2 separate regions of the Mus musculus genome follow, and region 2 is linked to region 1. A link is a loop called in an ENCODE intact Hi-C map of the cell type or tissue named here. Cell type or tissue: left cerebral cortex. All regions are shown on one strand. Each heading gives the region's core, and the rest is flanking DNA. Links, peaks and the distances in the headings are about the cores only.

Region 1 (8,725 bases), core at 2,157-7,156:
TTTCTATATCTGTTACCCATGTTGGTAAATGAATTACCACAAATTTCAATCACAGATTGTAGAACAGAGATGCTACTTTGCTCTTATACAGTTCACTGAGAGCCCAAATTCTTTGTCTGACTGCTAAGGTCTACATTCTAATGAAGGGACCTTCATATAGAGAAGCATAATCTGGGGTGTCTAGCTGGCCTTCTGGCTCCTTAGGTCTTAGGATCGCTTGCAGAGTTGCTATGGTCATGACACATGAACATCTCCCCTTAAGTGTTCCACTGGGTACCAGGATTGCATCCAAATGGCCATAGCCAGTTGTTGAGTCTTACCAGGCCCCCTTCTCCATATTAAATCAAATTGTCCAGGCTGAAAGTACAGTTAGGAGATTTCGACATGACTGGTATAAGCATCTCACTATGAACAAGTGAATTGCTGGGTAATTGTTGCATGCAAGCTGTGGAATGCTCACTTGGGTGTCAGGTTTCTGGTGAAGACCTGGACAGCTAATGAGAGAGGAGGAAACGCTTCCCTGCTCTCCTTTCTTCCCTACCCCATCTTTTCATGCTTTCCCTGAGATGTATTAGATTTCCCAGAGACAGCAAACTTAATCTGATGAGCAGGGCTGGGCTTTGGAAGAGGAGAGGGGACAGTTTCTGTGTCACTCTTCTAATATCATCATGATCACCATCATTATCATTATCATTAATATCATCTTTATCATCATCATTTCGGGGATTGTCCTGCAACCGTTTCTCCTAAGCAAATCCTGACTTACCCCTCATGTAAATAGGTACCCCTAAAGGTCATGGTCCCACAGCAGATTGATATAGCAAATAAGAACAAGATCAGTCACACTGAAAATGTTTGTGGCTCAAATGTTTCCTATCCAGATCCATTGTCACTTCCCCTTTAGGAAGAACAGCCCAACACCCTTGATCCATCTAGAAAAAAAAAAAAATGCACGGTAGCACATTGATATCAGTAGGTCAAAAAAAAAAAAAATGATCCTGGCCACACTCAAAGCAGGAAGTGATCCTTTAGAAACCAAAGGCTCAGATACCAAGTGAAAACTCAAGCCAGGCTGAGCGGCCTGCTTCACTGTGTGTGTGACTATGTGATTCTTAAAGAATTGATACTGTGCATGATTTTTGGCCCCAGTCACTTGGTTTGCTGACTGTCTCAGGGATTTGGGTAGCCTCACCAGTGGGAGTCTGTTGGCTATTTCTTGTGTCTTTGAAGAATAAGCCTTTTCACATAGCTGTAGTTGAAAATGAGTACAGTGAAGAAATTTTCCAAACTCAAAGCTTTCTGTCTGTCCATGTTTGATGCAGACCATCCCTCATGTTTTTGTGTTGGCGTGTATTATTCCTTTATCTCGCTGCTTGGCAGTATTTCATGAACAGACTTTTGAACACGTGTTTATAATTAGGGTAAGCTGTGAAAACTTCTCCTGATGCCTATGTCCACTTCTGAGTTTTATGAGATATTTTGATTCCAGAGTGTTTGGTTTAACATTCTATGGGGTGTTTGTCTATCTGCAGTTATTTGTTGGGCACTCATTCTGGGTTGTCTCCATGGACCGTAAAGTTAAGTATGATAAAAACCTCATCCATCCAGCCCATGGCTGATAATTAATTGCCTTGAGACCTGAAGGTATTATTTATGGTTTGAGAGATTAAAAATATGATCCACTTGAATTCACCAAAAATATATATTTTGCTAACTTATTCAATTTTAATGTTATAAAAAAACCCATTTCCTCCCGATTGTTTTAATTATAATTATAAATTATATTTTAGTTTAAGGGTATAATCTATAGCTTCCATACTTAATTACATCAAACTCATATCCCTTTGTATGACAGACTTGCCTGTTCTTCTCTTCATTTGCTGCATTTCTGGGAAGGTTTCTGCAATGCTTGGTTTCCTACTGGAACACTTTCTACACGGCTACTCTGCTGTTACAACAGGCAGTAGCTAAAACCGTTGGTGCCTATGTCTTATTATAAAAGAGCTTCCAAATAGGTTTTGAAAGTCCATGAGCAACTTCCATAGACACTCCAGACTCAGAGATACAAAACCAAATGCATTATGGCTCGCAGTGTCCATACGTACTCTGTGGAACTTTGAATTTTCTTGAATTTTTCAACAAACTCTTATTATATTAGTAAACTAAAAAATGTATAACACATGTGTCTTCAGATGATAGAACCGAGACTTTACCATCCAAATTATAACAAATGGGAGGCCAACCTTGTATACATGGACATTTTATTACCTTACAAAGTTGGGAAGGTAGAATTTTACACCGCTCTCCTTAGAATTGCCTTTGAATTCTCCACTCATTTATTGAGAAGTCGGACTCAGCTTAGTTGGCTTTGGTTAGCGTTTGTACATTTGCTCTGCAGAACGTCCTCCAGGATACGCATTATCAGAGCCCCGATGTTTGATAAGCTGATGGCTGTTAAGCCACAGCAAGTATGTTATTTCACTATTTGTTGTTTAGCACCGATGGACGTTTTAAAATGAATTATGTAGGAAGATTTCTGTGAGAAAGAAATGGAGACCTCAAATCAGAAGTCCCTGCTTATTCTGGAGTTTAGGGATCAAGGGGCCCTGTGTCTGCTGACCATGTGAAGTAGAAGATCCTGGGGGTTACACAAGCACCATCAACCTCCGTAAACATGTGCGCCTACAGTTGTCAGCAGCATCCTTCCCATACAGAGTTCAGGACTCTGGGGCCCCATCAAGAACAATCACAATTATTATTCCTGTCATGTGACCCAAACAGATAATCGGTTTTTTCCAACTCTGGAACCATGAGCTAGAAATAAATACCCCCCCCCACCTCAGTCCTGCCATATCACACCAATGTAAATAGAACTAATACCTGTGTACTTCAAAAATTCTATATATTTGTTTACAGGCTCCTATGATGCATTTGTCACATGTCTTCCCTTATGGCCTTGCCTTGGAGATTCAGAACTCTAGTTATTCTTCAGACTACATGTTTGAGGTTTAAGGGATTCTAAGTTGGCGGGGCATCTGAACAAACATTTATGGGGATGTAATACACAGTTGATGGCATCGGAATCTGGTACACGAGGCTGCCTAAGGAAGCCTCCTGCTTCCCCTTATCTTACTTGGACACTCTCGTTAATTTTTGGAGGACACGAAATCCTTTCAAATCGGCTGGCCTCAGGAATGACTCTGACGGAACGTTCCCTTCTCTGTTAGTTGTCGAGTGTAGCAGATGACCGTCATCATTCCGCTCAGCTGATGTGTTTCTGACCTGGGTTGACTTTGCCCTACAGCAGGGAATAGACTAAGACTTCTGTCTAATTGGGCCATAGGTGAGGACTTGCAAACATTTTCTCCTCAATGCAAAGTCCTGGCTCTGAAGTATGAGAAAAAGCTGTTGTCACGGTATCTGGGTTTCTCTTTGTGACTGACATTTGTGTGTGTGTGTGTGTGTGTGTGTGTGTGTGTGTGTGTGTGTGTGTGTGTGTGTATGTGTATGTATCTATGTATGCATGTATGTATGTATTTATAGAGAATACATACCAGGTATCTTTTAACAACTTTCAACGTGTATAATACATATCAGTACCTGTACTCATAGTATTGTACAATAGGCCTACCACAGTCATTCTCCCAGTCTTACTGAAATTTTGTGCCCTGTAAACAATGTCTCCCAGTGATCACCTCTTCTCACACCAGCCCCTGGCAACTATAATATTACTTTGGTCTTAAAAATATTTTAAATTATTATTATGTTTTATTTTATTCTATGTGTATGAGTGTTTTGTCTGCATGCATGTCTGTGTACCGTGTGTGTGAACAGTTCCCCAGAGGCCAGAAGAGAGAGTTGAATGTCCCGGAACAGTAACTACACGTGTTAACCACATGTTGGTGCTAAGAATTGAAACTCGTCCTCTGGAAGAGGAATCAGTGCCCTTGACCCCTGAGCCATCTCTCCATCCCTGATATAAATCTGTTCTTGATAGCTTGACATTTTTAGATTTCACATATGAGTAAATTCATGCGATTGTTTGATTTTTGTGCTTAGCTTTATTTCATTTAACACAATGTTCTCCAGGTTCACCCATGTTGCTGCAAATGACAGAGTTTGAAACCACGACTTCAGTTAGACAAGCAATCCACCACTGAGCTATATCCCCAGCCAAAGACTTTCTTCTTTTGAAAAGGATGAACAATATTCTATAATATACCCAACATCACATAATTTTATAAGTTTATATCGTTGGCTGAGTCGAAATATTAGCTCTTACAAATAATGTTGATGAGACATCTATTTAATAGTCTGATGTTTTTATCCTTTATTTATCTATGATTGGAATGTCTGGATCATTTAGTAATTGTATTTTTAATGTTTTGAGAAACTTCTTTCCACTATATCTATATTAATACATACCACATATTCACCAATATTTGCCATTTTCTTTCTTTTTAAATAAGAACCAGTCTAGCAGGTATGAAGTTATGTCTTTTGTGGTTTTAATTAACATTTTATGTGGTGACTAGCAATATTATACTTCTTTTTTATGTAGTGTGTTTTCTTTTGAGAATTGTTCAGCTAGATGCTTGGACTTTTTTGATAATCGGATTTTTTTTCTTGTTAAATTCTTTCTGTATTTAAGGCATTAACTCTGATCCAGATAAGAATCAGATTCATGATTTGCAAATATTTTTCTCTTACTTCATAGGGGCCTCTCTGTAATGTTGATTGCTTCCTTGTCTGTGCAGAAGGCGTTTAGCTTGACATAGTACCATTTGTCTGTCTTGTCTTGTGCTCTCTGCACTTTGGATAGCATATTCTTAAGTTATTGCTCAGGCCTAGGCCACTGTAGATTGTTCTTGTGTCTTCCTACAGTTCCAAGTTTTATCTTTAAGTTTTTGATCCATTTTGAATTGGTTTTGAATATGGCGTGAGATCAGGATCCATTTGAGTTAGACTGCACGTCAGTACCTGTTTTTCTTAACCCTGTTGAAGAGTTCATCCTTTCTCTATTACTTGTTCTTGGCATCTTTATCAAAAGTAATTGATGGCACATATGTGGATTTGTTTCTGAGTCTCCATTCCATTCCAGTAGTGAGAGATTTTTGTTTTTGTTTTTGTTTTTTTGAGACAGGGTTTCTCTGCATAGCCTTGGCTGTCCTGGGTCTCACTCTGTAGATCAGGCTGGCCTCGAACTCAGAAATTCACCTGCCTCTGCCTCCCGAGTGCTGGGATTAAAGGTGAGCACCACCACTTCCCCGGGCGAGAGATATTCTAGATTGAATTAACTGAGTGAGGCTCACACCGACGTAGGTGGCGCTGTTTTCTGGAATGGAGTCCCAGCTAGTGGAGAATCCAGCATTAGCTTCTGTGTGCTCCAGGCTGCAGATGCGCAATGTGCCCAGCTGTCTCATGAGCAGCTGCCTGACGCCCCTCCCCCAATACGCGCCCTGATGGACTGTATCCAGCATCCTCTCAATGTAAGATGGGACAAACCCTTCTTTCCTAAAGTTGCTTATGAGGCATTTGGCCACTGTAAAGAGAAAACTAAGTAGTACTGTTGTTGCTTTTAGAGATCTCTCAGCTTTGTGAGTGGTCTGTTTCTCAGACCCAGAGCAGCGAGCTTTCACAAGAGTTTGCAGAGCCTCCTACAGTTGTCACTCAGTACTGTTCTTTGTGCTCCCACTGTCCTGAGGGTGCTCTGTGGCACTCTGTGTGCCGTGTTTCCTCTTCATATTTCTCCCCCTCTTGAACTTGGTTCAAAGAGCCTCTGCCTTCCCTTTACTCTGGTGAGATCTCCTGCTAAAGCCAACGAGAATGACAGAAGGTCAAGGGTGTAGCTTTGTAGAGACAGGAAAGAGAGGCTCCCCTCTCAACTACAGAGGTACTGTCCAGACAGTAGTCAAAGACATAAATAGATCTTATGAAGGCAACAGTGTGGGCCACCTCCCACACTGTCAAGACATCTAGGGAACAGGTTATTGAAATCAATAGCAGCAATGTTAGTCAGCAGCAGAAACAAGGCCATTGTGTCTCAGATACCCTGGCTTTCTAAAGCTACTTGGCTATCATTCAATAAAAAAAAAAAAGTCTTTTAAAGCCAAGAGGTTTTTCGATTTAGTCTCATCTATTATTCTTTGAATAATTATTGGGTATACCCCCAGTGACATTCTAGTGAAGAATTCATTTCTTCGATGTGGGAGGGTGGTGGGATCAGGTCTCTAAGGAACATACAGTTGCTTGACTTTCGTTTCTTTGGCATGCATGCAGTGGAAACTCTACTTTGAGTTGGGAACTTTCTCCTGCTCTGGCGGAGTGTGATACTATGTTCTGTGATTCTGGGCAGTGACAAACCCCCAGCTTCCAGTCAGCCACCTAGTCACACAGGCAAGCAACTGCTGCTGGCTCTACACTGCCACACACACACACACACACACACACACACACACACACACACACACACACACGACTTTTGATTTATACTGCCTGGGATTCCTAGGGCCTGACATAGGTCAAACAGACACTTCACCACTGAACAATTCCCCAGCCTGCTTTTAATATATTTTTTTCCATGTTGCTTTGAGATAGGATTTCACTAAGTCATGCAGGCTCGCCCTGAGCTCATTCTGTAGTCCATGTGAACCTTGAACGCATGTTCCTCTTGCTTCTGTCACCTGGGTAGCTAGGGTTACACTTTATGCCAACAGCCCTGGCTGATACTTGCAAATTTCAATAAATTTATCAGTACATCATGAAGGTGAGGTCCATCTGTATTTGTCAGTGCTACTATGAAGATAATACTTGACATACTGTGAAAAGATGCAGGGACACTTTAAATGGGATGCTCCTGCGATATGTTTGCTGTCTGGAAAGGTTAGCTCTCTGAATCAGACCACTGCTGTGGCTCTCTACCCTTCAGGGGCAGTCTAGCTTCTATAATTAAGCCAGTGGCAAGAAGGGAAGTGCTCCCTTTCAATGATCTCATTTGATGATTATGAATCCCCAGCAAATAATATAAAGTGATGTCAATTTAAGTATCTCAATAGACACAATGAAGACAGGGGACAGAGAGCAAACTTTGAGTGGGAGAATAACTTCAGAGAATCTCAAAGAGCTGGGTCAAATCATTCCTTTTGGCATCTGAAGCTTACATGTTTGGTGCTTGAATTTTTAGCTTTGTGATATTTCTTAAAGGAGGAATTTACTTTCAAAACTGTCAGTTTCTATACTAATCAGAGTTTCTCCAAATAGTAATTAAGCTCATTTGTGAATAACAAACCCTGCTATGGGAATAAGCCTGCCATAGTGAACTACGTGTATTTCCAGAGGTGGAAGCAAGAGGCAGCTTTGGTTAGGTGGAAGGGGGATTGCATACCTTGCAATAACAGTCCTTGACTAAAGTGATTAGCTCTACAGGGGTGACTACACAAGGGTAGCATCAATCCATGATGAAAGAAATGGCTGCTGCACAGATGTCCCTGCAGATACAACTTTGTGTAAGCTTGCAGTGGCTCTTGTGCAAGGTTGTGGTCCTGACAGTCTTTTGTGATGGTTACTCTTGCCAGCTTTTAATCAATGAGATGAGAGGTCTTGGTGGATAACATCTGGGATTAATTTATTACATATTTTATTGTTAGAGCTAACAGAGAGACTCCATTTTGATTCTGACTAATAGTAGTCCTCAGTTCATTCTGGTCGTGGTGAGCATCTCTCTCCAGGGAGGTACGTCCCTGATTTGGTTCCTTCTGAGCATCAGCATCGTGGGCATGTGTCTCGTTGTATAGGCCAGGCAGTGTATATTTGTTTTGTGTCTTCTCTCCCACCAGACCACAACGTTTCAAAGGCTGGGATCTTACTTGCTTCTTACCACTTTCTTTGTGCCTGGCACACACCAGGAGTCCAACAGGGATTGGTCATGTGAGGAGAGAGACCTCTGTGGAAGTCAGACCAATGGTACATGGGGCTCCTCGGAATGAATATACATTAGGTGAGAAGATGCTGATGATGCTTGGTGTCCGAGGCAGCGACTGGTGGAAAGGGACTGGAGTGGGGAGTGAGGTACATGGTGTTAGAGTTCTGCCTTGCCGTTTGCCAGCTGTGTGGACTCTTAGGGAAACGACTCCACCTTGTTTCCTCAGCTGTGAATCTGAGATAACAAGCTGTAGGCAGAGCAAATGAACTAACAATGCGTGAGACTGGGCTGAGAACAGTGCCCGGAGGGCTATGGTCGCTCAGTCAATACTGAGCACGAAAATACACAGACAGAAGCGAACTTGAGAATGTTCACAACAATGTCACCATACAAAGGGCTGAGGACCACATGGGAAGTAGCATCCAAATTAATAACAGACTTTATGAGAGGAGCCAAAGGAGAGATTGGAAAGAAGACCAACATTTTCATGACTTTCTCCCCAAACTACTGAGCAGCACTGTGTACAGAGCTTCACTTCTTGATTTCCAGATCCACAGGCTCTGGAGACAGGGCAAACAAATGTAGGGCCATTGCCAGGGGAAAGCTCTGAGGTAAAACCCAGAACTTAAAATGATGCATTTTGGGCAAGTTAAGGCAAACTAATATCTCTGGCACAATCTTCTCTCCTGGTATGATGTTCAGACTAGGCATTCTTTAATTAAATATGCAAGTGTATCAAGGCAAACAGAAGCTCCACCCACGTTTCCTGGAAGGATATTAGACAGCAGATAGTAAAATTCTATA
Region 2 (5,000 bases), core at 1-5,000, 2.0 Mb after region 1:
AAAAAATAGTTACATAATGCATGTTAGGATTGCTTCGTATGATAGGTTGGGTAATATTCCCTCTACAAATATCTACCTACTAAACTTTATGATTGTGATGCAATTAAATGAAAGACAGTGAGGTGAAAAGTTTATGCTATTTATATCCCAATAAGCTTGTCATACTCATAAGATTACTTGTATGAAAGAGTCAGGAGACTAAGGCATTAGTAGGATCACAAGTGTAGCAATACCTTATATGTGTCAATGAAGCACAGAGAAGCCAACCCTCTATGTGAGGGGTAAAGCTCAGAGTCTTCCTTCATTTATCATTTTAACGCAGCGAGGCTTGTTTTTAAGAATTGTAAGATAAATAAAACTTATGTGTTTTTTTAAACTGGATATTTTATGATAATTTTTATTATTACTAAAGAAATGCTATTAATAAAGTTTGCATTATTTTGGAACAAATACACAGAGAACTTACATATACAGCTAGTTTTATACACATGTTCTTGTGTCCTCTAACCCCAGTTAGAGGGTTCACTAATGATTACCTATGGCTGTGGTGCCCTCTCCTTTGGGAGAATTCTAGAATGGGACTTAATATGGCTGCCATATTATCCCTGGTGGACACTTTCTCTTTACTTCATTTCCTTTTCAAAAAAAAATTCTATTACTTTATTTTTTGTTCAGTGTTTTGTTTCTCAGATGTCAATTTTGTCATGCTACAAGTTTTCCCGCAGCTTTCCTACAGGAAGACTGCAGGGTGCAAATTCTAGCATTAGAGAGAACTAAAGCTACAAACCACAGTACAGGGAAAAAAGTAACACCCCATGAGCTGGTACATGAACACAAATCTGTCTCAATATTAACTGGTAAGTGAGTAGGCTAAAATCTTGGTTATAATCACTCAATCTTTAGACCATCTGCAGCCAGAACAATTTATAGAAACTCTGTAGAAGCTAAGTATTTCTCTCTTTTCTGTTATTTTCTGTAGTCGATGTTTCACTGAATGTCAAATTATGACAGATATGTCAGATAAAAAAAGATACGAAAGATGCTAGTGGTTTACAAATATGTCAATAAGATGCGATAACATTGGTATTTTGAGCACTGAATTTAATTATTTAAGCACTGAGTTCCCCAAATATACTGATTGTTGCTGTGGTTCATAACTTCTTGGAAGAAGTTATCTATTTAAATAATCAATGTAGTTATAAATAATAAAAATACATACACGAAAATAGGAAAGGCATTTATTTTATAGTATGCAATTTTATTTTAGGAAAAGGTCTAAATGTATAAATATTTTTGTAGTTTTGTTTGAAAGTTCACAACATTGTCTGAAAATCGGGGAAAAAAAACTAAGTGAAAACATTTCGTTAACATTGTGGGAAATAAAAATTAAAACCAAATAACTACATTACTCGCTTTTATTTATTTTTGTTAAAATAGCCATTTCAAAATGAAAACTATCCATTTCTGTATTTTTTTCTCAGTTCAAGGCTTTCCACTTGCTAGTTTTCTTCTGAGTGTTCAATAAAAGCTCCATCGTCATCTCTGTCTTAATCTGTGCTTTGGAAGCCTGAAGACTCTATGTCCTTTAGACTGCATCCTTTACAGACACAGACATTTTTTACGTAGATACTGCGTACATTCTTGTGCATACTATGTAGTCATCATACCACATCAGATCGCCAGACTCTACTTTAAATGTTGGTTTATTTGTGTGTGTGTGAACATGTGCACACATATGTCCACTCCAACAGCTCTATTATGTGCCCTCCTACAGGTCTGTTTCTATGAGTATTACATGTATGCAAGTGCTCATAGAAATCAGAGAGGAAAACTAGCTATAGGTTGTGGGCCTGTGTACTGGAGACTTTCCATGGAGAACTCTGGCCCTGCCAGGTCCGAGGGTTCAGGTGAAGGAGAGAGAACAGGAGCAGGGAGAGGAATTGCCTCTGCTGCCTCCACTACTGCAGCTGCCCCCACCTCTGTCTTGGCCACTGCTTCTTTAGTTGCTCCAAGATGCTTCATTGGTCACTGTGAGCTGAATTGGGCCAGGCTGAGTCTGCGGGAAGCTTACTAGCCAGTGAGGAGTGCAGGGAAGCTTTTGGTGGGCGTTTTCTGGAGAGCAGATCTCTACCCCAAGCAGAGAAGTGTTACAAGTGTTACAACTCTTATGACAGAAGCTCTCAGAGGACACAGTAATTCTCACATACCATTTATTTTTTTATTAGATATTTTCTTTATTTACATTTCAAATGTTATTCCCTTTCCTAGTTTCCTCTCTGAAAATCCCCTCCCATCTCCCTCTTCATCCTGCTCCCCAACGCACCCACTCCTGCTTCCTGGCCCTGGCAGTCCCCTATATTGGGAACATCAATATGAACTAACCAGTACCCCCAGAGCTCCCTGGGACTAAGCCACCAATCAAAGAAAACACATGATGGGACTCGTGTCTCTAGCTGCATATGTAGCAGAGGATGGCCTAGTTGGTCATCAATGGGAGGAGAGGCCCTTAGTCTTGTCAAGGTTCTCACACACATTTATCCCTTCTGGATAGGATCCATATATACAGTTTTTGAGTGAGTCAGTGTCTCACAGTAGGTACTTCCTTTTGGCTTAGTCTGAGAGCTTGGGGGGATACCTCACCTACATGGGGAGGGCTTGGGGTACAGCTCCTATGTTGCTGATGGCCATAAAACTCTCTACAGAGGACTATGGTGACTGTAGCTATGTAAAAGGGGCCGGGTGCTGGGGAACAGGCAAATGCCTACCATCCTTTAAGATCTCCAGGGCTTAGATCCTTAGCTTAACCAGGAACTAGGCTACCTTTCACAGCCCACTGCCCCACAACAGGTGGTTCTGTGTAGCACAAAATGGGTGGTGGGAACCAACCCTAGGCCCTTTGGTTAAGCACTAAGATCTGATCTTAGTCTCTAGGATGTATTTCCAGCCCTAAAACATCACCCTTTCAATGCATTCCAGCTAGGCATGTCAGTTATACAAGAACCTGCTTCAGACACAAAGGATCCATGTGACCCTGTGCTAAGAAAGATGTGACTTCAGTTTGGAACTGTTCTAGAGCTAACATTGGATAATAAGTTCTGGGATACAGAACTCGTTATATAATTCTTCTTCCTCTACTCTAATGATGTATTAAGAAGTTATTGGGTGAGAATTTATACATGAATGCAGCATATATTTTGGTTAAATCTATCTCCACTTTCTCTCATCTGCCTTTTCCTGTAATCCTAACCTATCATGTTTTCCTCTTGACTTCATGTATTATTTTCATCTCTCCAATAGTAGTGGAGGTGGATACTATCTTAGTGAAGACTTTTGGAAAAAAAGCATACATGTTCGAATGTAGAGTGTGAGAGTAAATAGTAAGAAGCACTTTGTCATCGGGCACATCAGTGTCTCTTCAGAGAATGTGCACAGAATCACATCAGAGGTCCCCAGATCTCTGTTAATTTTGGAATTATGGGTAAGATGCTATTGTTCAATAATCTGTATCTAAAATTCACACATTTTTTTCTATGAATATCTACAGGGATGTGCTTGTTGTCATAAGTATTTTATGTCAACTGAGGTTTTCTATCCCACCTTTGATAACTTTGTTCACAGATAAAATACAAAGAACTTTCGTAATGGCTGGTTTTGTGTGTCAACTTGACACAGGCTGGAGTTATCACAGAGAAAGGAGCTTCAGTTGGGGAAATGACTCCATGAGATCCAGCTGTGGAGCATTTTCCTCAATTAGTGATTAAGTGGGGAGGGCCCCTTGTGGGTGGAACCATCTCTGGGCTGGTAGTCTTGGGTTCTATAAGAAAGCAAGCTGAGCATCCTTAATCATCAGGGAAATGCAAATCAAAACAACTCTGAGATTCCATCTCACACCAGTCAGAATGCTAAGATCAAAAATTCAGGTTACAGCAGATGCTGGCGAGGATGTGGAGAAAGAGGAACACTCCTCCACTGTTGGTGGGATTGCAAGCTTGTACAACCACTCTGGAAATCAGTCTGGCGGTTTCTCAGACAATTGGACATGGTACTATAGGAGGATCCTGCAATACCTCTCCTGGGCATATATCCAGAAGATGTTCCAACTAGTAAGAAAGAAACATGCTCTACTATGTTCATAGCAGCCTTATTTATAATAGCCAGAAGCTGGAAAGAATCCAGATGCCCCTTAACAGAGGAATGGATACCAAAAAAATGTGGTACATTTACACAATGGAGTACTACTCAGCTATTTAAAAGAATAAATTTAAGAAATTCCTAGGCAAATGATTGGACCTGGAGGGCATTATCCTGAGTGAGGTAACCCAATCACAAAAGAACTCAAATAATATGTACTCACTGATAAGTGGATATTAGCCCAGAAACTTAGAATACCAAAAGATATAAGTTACAATTTGCAAAACACATGAAATTCAAGAAGAATGAAGACCAAAGTGTGGACAGTTTTCCCCTTCTTAGAATTGGGAAGAAAACACCCATGGAAGGAGTTACAGAGACAAAGTTTGGAGCTGTGGTAAAAGGAGGGACCATCTAGAGACTGCCATATCCAGGGATCCATCCCATAATCAGCCTCCAAAAGCTGACACCATTGCATACACTAGCAAGATTTTGCTGAAAGGACCCTGATATAGCTGTCTCTTGTGAGACTACGCCGGGGCCTAGCAAACACAGAAGTGGATGCTCACAGTCAGCTATTGGATGGATCACAGGGCCCCCAATAGAGGAGCTAGAGAAAGTACCCAAGGAGCTGAAGGGATCTGCAACCCTATAGGTGAAACAACATTATGAACTAGCCAGTACGCCGGAGCTCTTGACTCTAGCTGCATATGTATCAAAAGATGACCTAGTCGGCCATCACTGGAAAGAGAGGTCCGTTGGACATGCAAACTTTATATGCCCCAGTACAGGGGAACGCCAGGGCCAGAAAGTGGGAGTGCATGGGTAGGGGAGTGGAGGGGGGAGGGTATGGGTGACTTTTGGGATAG

The links. Peaks named below come from ENCODE experiments on the same cell type or tissue, not always from the same donor. Only the 100,000 strongest peaks of a DNase experiment are listed, where the experiment ranks them.
Region 2: it touches region 1 in a loop (7-fold over the local background); 1 of 42 quality-filtered maps calls a loop at or near these places.

Annotation. Positions count from the first base shown.
Region 1 is chr5:72,440,820-72,449,544 of GRCm38, reverse strand. The region is part of intron 3 of Corin (corin, serine peptidase); the gene reads left to right. Among named protein-coding and RNA genes, the nearest start is that of Gm23712, 26 kb to the right of the region's middle. In left cerebral cortex, for the core only: no CTCF peak of the experiment used is centred there; no DNase peak of the experiment used is centred there.
Region 2 is chr5:70,436,100-70,441,099 of GRCm38, reverse strand. No RefSeq gene overlaps it. Among named protein-coding and RNA genes, the nearest start is that of Gm26072, 110 kb to the left of the region's middle. In left cerebral cortex, for the core only: no CTCF peak of the experiment used is centred there; a DNase peak (open chromatin) is centred at 2,056.